Linked DNA regions of Homo sapiens: region 2 is linked to region 1. Evidence: read pairs that join two places in POLR2A ChIA-PET (ENCODE). Cell type or tissue: IMR-90. All regions are shown on one strand. Links, peaks and the distances in the headings refer to the core of each region. The heading gives the core; the rest is flanking DNA. Region 1 has its middle 15 kb from the start of FANCD2. Region 2 overlaps IRAK2 (interleukin 1 receptor associated kinase 2).

Evidence for each region. Peaks named below come from ENCODE experiments on the same cell type or tissue, not always from the same donor. Only the 100,000 strongest peaks of a DNase experiment are listed, where the experiment ranks them.
Region 2: POLR2A ChIA-PET joins it to region 1 with 7 read pairs; 8 of 35 experiments call an interaction of 5 or more read pairs at or near these places.

What each region holds. Positions count from the first base shown.
Region 1 is chr3:10,009,920-10,012,825 of GRCh38, forward strand. It overlaps a transcript of EMC3 not described here and the pseudogene MARK2P2. Among named protein-coding and RNA genes, the nearest start is that of FANCD2, 15 kb to the right of the region's middle. RefSeq lists a silencer at 1,200-1,429 and an enhancer at 1,228-1,753. In IMR-90, for the core only: no CTCF peak of the experiment used is centred there; a DNase peak (open chromatin) is centred at 1,312; H3K4me3 peaks cover 772 bases; H3K27ac peaks cover 469 bases.
Region 2 is chr3:10,241,596-10,244,501 of GRCh38, forward strand. It overlaps IRAK2 (interleukin 1 receptor associated kinase 2), which reads left to right. Exons shown (of 13, transcript NM_001570.4): 13 at 521-2,150. The coding sequence ends at 633. Among named protein-coding and RNA genes, the nearest start is that of TATDN2, 5.4 kb to the right of the region's middle. RefSeq lists a silencer at 961-1,030. In IMR-90, for the core only: no CTCF peak of the experiment used is centred there; no DNase peak of the experiment used is centred there.

The DNA of each region.
Region 1 (2,906 bases), core at 278-2,777:
GGCCTGTGCCCTAGAAGGTTGTGAAGGCCTCTAAGTGGGTCCTCCTGCTTCCCCATCTTCTAAGGCCCAGGCCTTTTTCAGAGCCTCCGTGGGTCCCACCCCTGCACCCATCACATGGTGTCTGGTCCCCCCTGCCTGCCTGGCTCACACCCCCCGCCTTCACCTACTGCCCTATTTTTATCCCTGGGACACCCCACTGGGCACTGCTCTTCCCTATCTTAAAAGACTTTCGGCCGGGCGCGGTGGCTCACGCCTGTAATCCCAGCACTTTGGGAGGCCGAGGCAGGCGGATCACAAGGTCAGGAGATCGAGACCATCCTGGCTAACACGGTGAAACCCCGTCTCTACTAAAAATACAAAAAAATTAGCTGGGCGTGGTGGCGGGCTCCTGTAGTCCCAGCTACTCCGGAGGCTGAGGCGGAGCTTGCAGCGAGCCGAGATCGCGCCACTGCACTCCATCCTGGGCAACAGAGCGAGACTCGTCTAAAAAAAAAAAAAAACTTTCACAGGCCTTGATCATCCCTTTTGTCAATCTAGTTAATGTCACCTCCTCAGAGAAGCCCTCCCTGAGCACCCCATCTGCAGTAGGTCACCCCCATCTTCCACCATCACTTTTCCTGGTGTTTCCGTCATAGCCCCCACCTCTATGGGGAGTTTTCTGCACTGATAGACTAGACTCCCTCCCCCACTCAGTGGCCAGCGTGTCTGTCTTCTCTGTCCCTGCACACAGCAAATGCTCAATGTTCACTTGTTGGCATGAATGAAACAGGAAGGCCCCTGAGGTGCTAGGACTGGGAGCCCTTCACCCCAGGTGAGGAAGGAGCCTTAGGGGGAGAGGACCCGAGTTAGTGCCCCCTCCCCACCCTGAGGGTCAGCCCGGGGCAGGGCTGGTCACTGCGCCTTGAGGAGCCTCTCCCCTATGCCCTTGATGGGTGGCCCGCAGGGGACGCGGCCGCACTCGGTCACCTGTGGTCCTGGAGCAGCCGCGCCCGGCGGGCGGCACTTAACGAAGGACAAACTCCAAAACCCAGGCCTCCAAAGGACCCATGGGAAGATCCGGGGGCTCAGGGGAGTGACCCCAAGCTGCGGGGGGTGACCCTCACCTGAGGCCTCTGGAGGCGCTGAGTGGGCCGGAAGCCGCGGGAGCCGCGGGACCCGCAGAGAGTGCCCGCCTGTGTTGGGGCAGCAGCGCCTGGAAGGAGGCGGCCCCGGCCGCCCGCAGAGCTCCGCCTCCCAGGCCGCGCTCTGTGTCTTTGTCCAGGCTGGGAGGGGCCGATGGCCGTTAAAAGCCCCGCCCGCCGCCGCTCGCCGCCGCCTGGCCCCACCCCCGTATCCATGGAGACCCGACGCCGCCGGACTGCCTGTCAGCTGCAGCTCGGTAGCCTGGGGCCCGCCCCGTTCGCCCGGTCTGTCTTCCGCGGGCCATGCTACCCAAGCTGACTCCGACTGGAGTCACTGGGATACCTGTCCACGCCTCCTCTCCTGGGCCACTTCCCTGCGGGGCGGGCAGTAGGGCAGGGCGGGGTGGGAATCTGTTGTACTCAGGGAAGGGAATTGCCCCCAGGCCCAGAGAGTTTGGAGCCTGGGGTACTGCCACCAACAGCCCAGAACTCTCCCAGCTGGGCACCACCCCCCCACACCCGCCGCCAGAGTCTTCCTGCAGCAAGGCTCTCTTCAGGAGGGGCTGTGAATGTTTCCCCGGGGTGGGGCTAAGCCAGAGCCCAGAGGTTAGCCCCTGGGGCACGGATCCCCCAGGTCACTCACTTCCCACGGGCTGCAGTGAAGGAGGCTCTGAGGGGAGGATGGCCGGTTTTTCCCCTGCAAGGGAAGGCATTCCTGCTCTGGGGACTGCCTCCCTCTCCCTCTTCTGCCAGCCACCGCAGAAACTTGGCCAAGCTGACCACTCTGTCAGTGATCTCTGCCAGGGAGGCTGAAAAACATCCAGCCCCACCCGTGGTCCCTTCCTGCCTCAGGCTATGTGACAGTATGACTGCCCACCTATTTCTTCGTTTCCACTGGAAACACTAGTAAAACAATTCCTCAGCCTCGACCCCAGGGAGTGGCCCCCACTAAACCAGCTGACGTGGGACCCCTGGGTCAATGCTGGCCAGAAGACACTGCTGACACCATACAGAGACCCTGGACACCTATGCCCCCTACAACCCTGGTAATGGTGGCCATGGGATTCCAAGCAGCACACATCTCGGAATCAATATTCTCCCCAACAAAAAATACATATGTGATTATCCCATGGCCACGTACCTAATCCTGGGGTAGAGAAAAGTACAGAGGAGGAAGCGCTCCATCATTGGAGCACAGCCCTTCCTCCTGGGGGTCCCACCTGTTCTTCCCCATCTGACAAAGTCTGCCTTCCTTGTGGAACCAAAGAGGGCTCAAAGGGAGCCAGCTGTTCCCACTTTTAATTTTTGACTGCCCAAGGACGGCGAGAAGTGAAGGCAGAAGACCACCATTCCTGCTCAGAACTCTTCCTGGGCTGGGGGTACCAGTGCCCTGCCATGGACATATGGGGCCTTGGCGTCATACTCTACCATATGGTGGCCGGGGCCCTACCCTTCTATTCAGGGAACACGATGGACCTCAAGAATCAAATTTTCACAGGAAGCTACCACGCCTCACCATTTTTTTTCCCTTCAACTTGAAAGATTCATTCAAAAGTTACTAACACTAGAACCCAGGGAGTGGCCCCCACTGAAAGAAGTTTTGAGGGACTGGTGGGTGAACTGTGGTTAGGAGATGCCACGGACAACATACAAAGAGCCATGAGCCAACATACCACCCAGCTCATGGTGGCCATGGGATTCCAGGCCAAGAACATCTCTGTGCCAATCAAAGAAAAAGCGTTTCACTATCCTATGGCCACCTACCTCATTTTAGAACAAACAAAA
Region 2 (2,906 bases), core at 226-2,725, 230 kb after region 1:
CTGGGTGCTGTGGCTCACAGGCCGGGCGTGGTGGCTCACGCCTGTCTGTAATCCTAGGACTTCGGGAGGCCGAGGCGGGTGGGTTGCCTGAGCTCAGGAGTTCAAGCCTAGTCTGGGCAACACGGTGAAACCCCTTCTCTACTAAAACACAAAAAAATTAACTGTGTGTGTCGTCCAGCCTGAGCAACAGAGTGAGACTCCATCTCAAAAAAAAAAAAAAAAAAAAAAAAAGCCAGGTGTGGTTGTGCACGCCTGTAGTCCCTGCTACTCCGGAGACTGAGGTGGGAGGATCACCTGAACCTGTGAGGTCAAGGTTGCCTTGAGCTGAAATTGTGCCACTGCACTCCAGCCTGGGCAACAAAGTGAGACCCTGTCTCGATAAAAAAAAAAGAAAAAAAAAAAAAGAAATGCTCATTACACTCAGGGCCTGATTCAGAAACCTGATTTAAGTGACTTTAAGAATTATAATAATAGTAACTTTCATTCAAGTCGCTCTTGTTTGCTTTCTGTTGAACATCAGTTACAGAAACTTCGTGGCAAATTGAGATCAATGAGGCCAAAAGGAAACTGATGGAGAATATTCTGCTCTACAAAGAGGAAAAAGTGGACAGCATTGAGCTCTTTGGCCCCTGATGACCGGAACACAGCTGAGGACCCTTGTCCTCAGTTGGAAAGATGAGCATCAGATCAAGAAAAAGGTCTGAGGCAGAATCCAAGATCTGCCAGGAAACACACAACAAAACATCTGCTGTCCTGGGTGGGAGGGAAACTTCATTTCACTGGAATGAGTTGGGAGAGAAAGGCCCTCAGCTTTTAGAGACACAAAAATCCATGAAGTCTCTTCCTTTCTGGGCTTTGTTAGTCAGAGCAGGGGATCAGAGGAGACTGAAGCAGAAACCCTGCACACGGGCCCAGGATGTGGCTGATTTTGTGGTTCCGGGGAGTATGTGATGATAATCACCCCCAGCAGATTCCATTACCTCAGCAGCTCTTGTTCCCCCGCCACTGGCAGTTCTGCAATGCCATAGCATTTTCCAGAGCTAAGATCTCTGGGTTGTATTTGCTGACAGCCTGCAAGCTTGCATGCTCTGAAAGATTTTTTTTAGTTTTTAATTTTTTTGTAGAGATGGGGTCTCGCTTTGTTGGCGCAATCCTCCCACCTCAGACTCCCAAAGTGCTGGAATTACAGTTGGGAGCCACTGTGCCTGGCCTGGAAGACTTTCAACTTGTGTCTCAGTGCAGTTCTTGACTCACCTCTCTGGGCCTCAGGTTCTACAAATGCCAGACACCTAGCGAAGAGCTCTGCAGGCTTTCCACTGCCTGTATTGGAAATCTTGCAATTCACATAATTATTCAGTCACTGCCTGGTACCTTTATCTTCCCATCCCACTAATGTTAGTGTTTTTTAATGGAGCTTTTATTCTGAGAATATGTGTTTGTCTGTTTGTTTGTTTTTTGAGACAGAGTCTCACTTTGTCACCCAGGCTGGAGTGCAGTGGCACGATCTCAGCTCACTGCAAGCTCTGCCTCTCAGGTTCAAGTGATTCTCCTGCCTCAGCCTCCTGAGTAGATGGGACTGTAGGCACCTGCCACTATGCCTGGCTAATTTTTGTGTTTTTAGTAGAGACAGGGTTTCACCATATTGGCCAGGCTGGTCTCGAACTACTGACCTCGTGATCTGCCCGCCTTGGCCTATCAAAGTGTTGGGATTACAGGCTTGAGCCACCGCACCCGGCCGAGAATATGTGTTGTTATTTATGACTGGATTATGAAGAATCAGGAGAATGCATTTCATGTCTGATTCTGCTGCTAATTAAGTCAATCATTTAATTTTTGGGACCTCAGTTTCTTTGTAAGTAAAATAACACCTGCTTGTTCTTCATCCCTGGGCTGTTGGGAGGAACAGATGAGACAGTGGCTATAGAAGCACTTGGAAAATGCACTTGTCCTGTTTTGTAAAATAAAAAGGTATTAAATGTGTATTTCTGCCATGTACCTAATGATTATTCAGTGCGTATATATCTGAAAAGTCATGTTGCAAATCTTTCTGTGAAACAGATGCTATTTTAAATTCACTGGGAGAAATATCCTATTTAAAGTAATCTATAGTAATTTCTTTTTATATAATAAAAATATATTTGTAAAGTCGACAGACAACTTGTAATTAGTTTTGTGTCTGGAAGAATTTGTTTAGAGAAGGCACTCTGTATCCTTGAGATGGGGTAGCAAAGAGCTAGGATCCTGGCTCTTACTGTTGACTGTTAATAGCTGCATGATCTTGGGCCCAGTTAGGGAGTTACTCTGAGGCTCTGTTTCCTCATCTGTACAATGGGAAAAAGAAAACGTACGCATCTTGTAGGGTTGTTGTTGGATGGGTCCTGCCTGGTGAAACATTTGGCAGCTCCCCAGTAAGGACAGCTTTGGCTTGATGTGTGATGTAGCTGAGCTGGGTCCCAGTCCAGGTGGACAGTGATCTATACAGACAGCCCTGTCTTCAGCTCTGGTGTCTGTGAGGATTCAAGGTGAATGTGCATTTTGTGCCCCAAATGGGACCTGGCCTGTTGCGAACACTTTACAATTATAAGCAGAGTGTTTCCAGGGCTGTTTGCGCAATAGAGGGCTGACACCAATAGGTTTGTGGTTATCCAGACATACTTACATTTCTAGACTAGGATTTCATATATTTTTGGAGAAGTCAGTAAATCCCCTTGGGACTTGGATGAAAGCTCTAGACCTTTGCTACATACAGACATACATACATATGCGTTCTGAGTCCATGAATTCCAGACCTTCATGGGCACCATGATGTCTTTTCATGGATCCCCCGTAGGGAAGCCCTGAATTATTTTTTTTTAGGTTAATAGAGGATTTAAAAATCTAAACAGTACAAAGGTTCCATGGTGAGA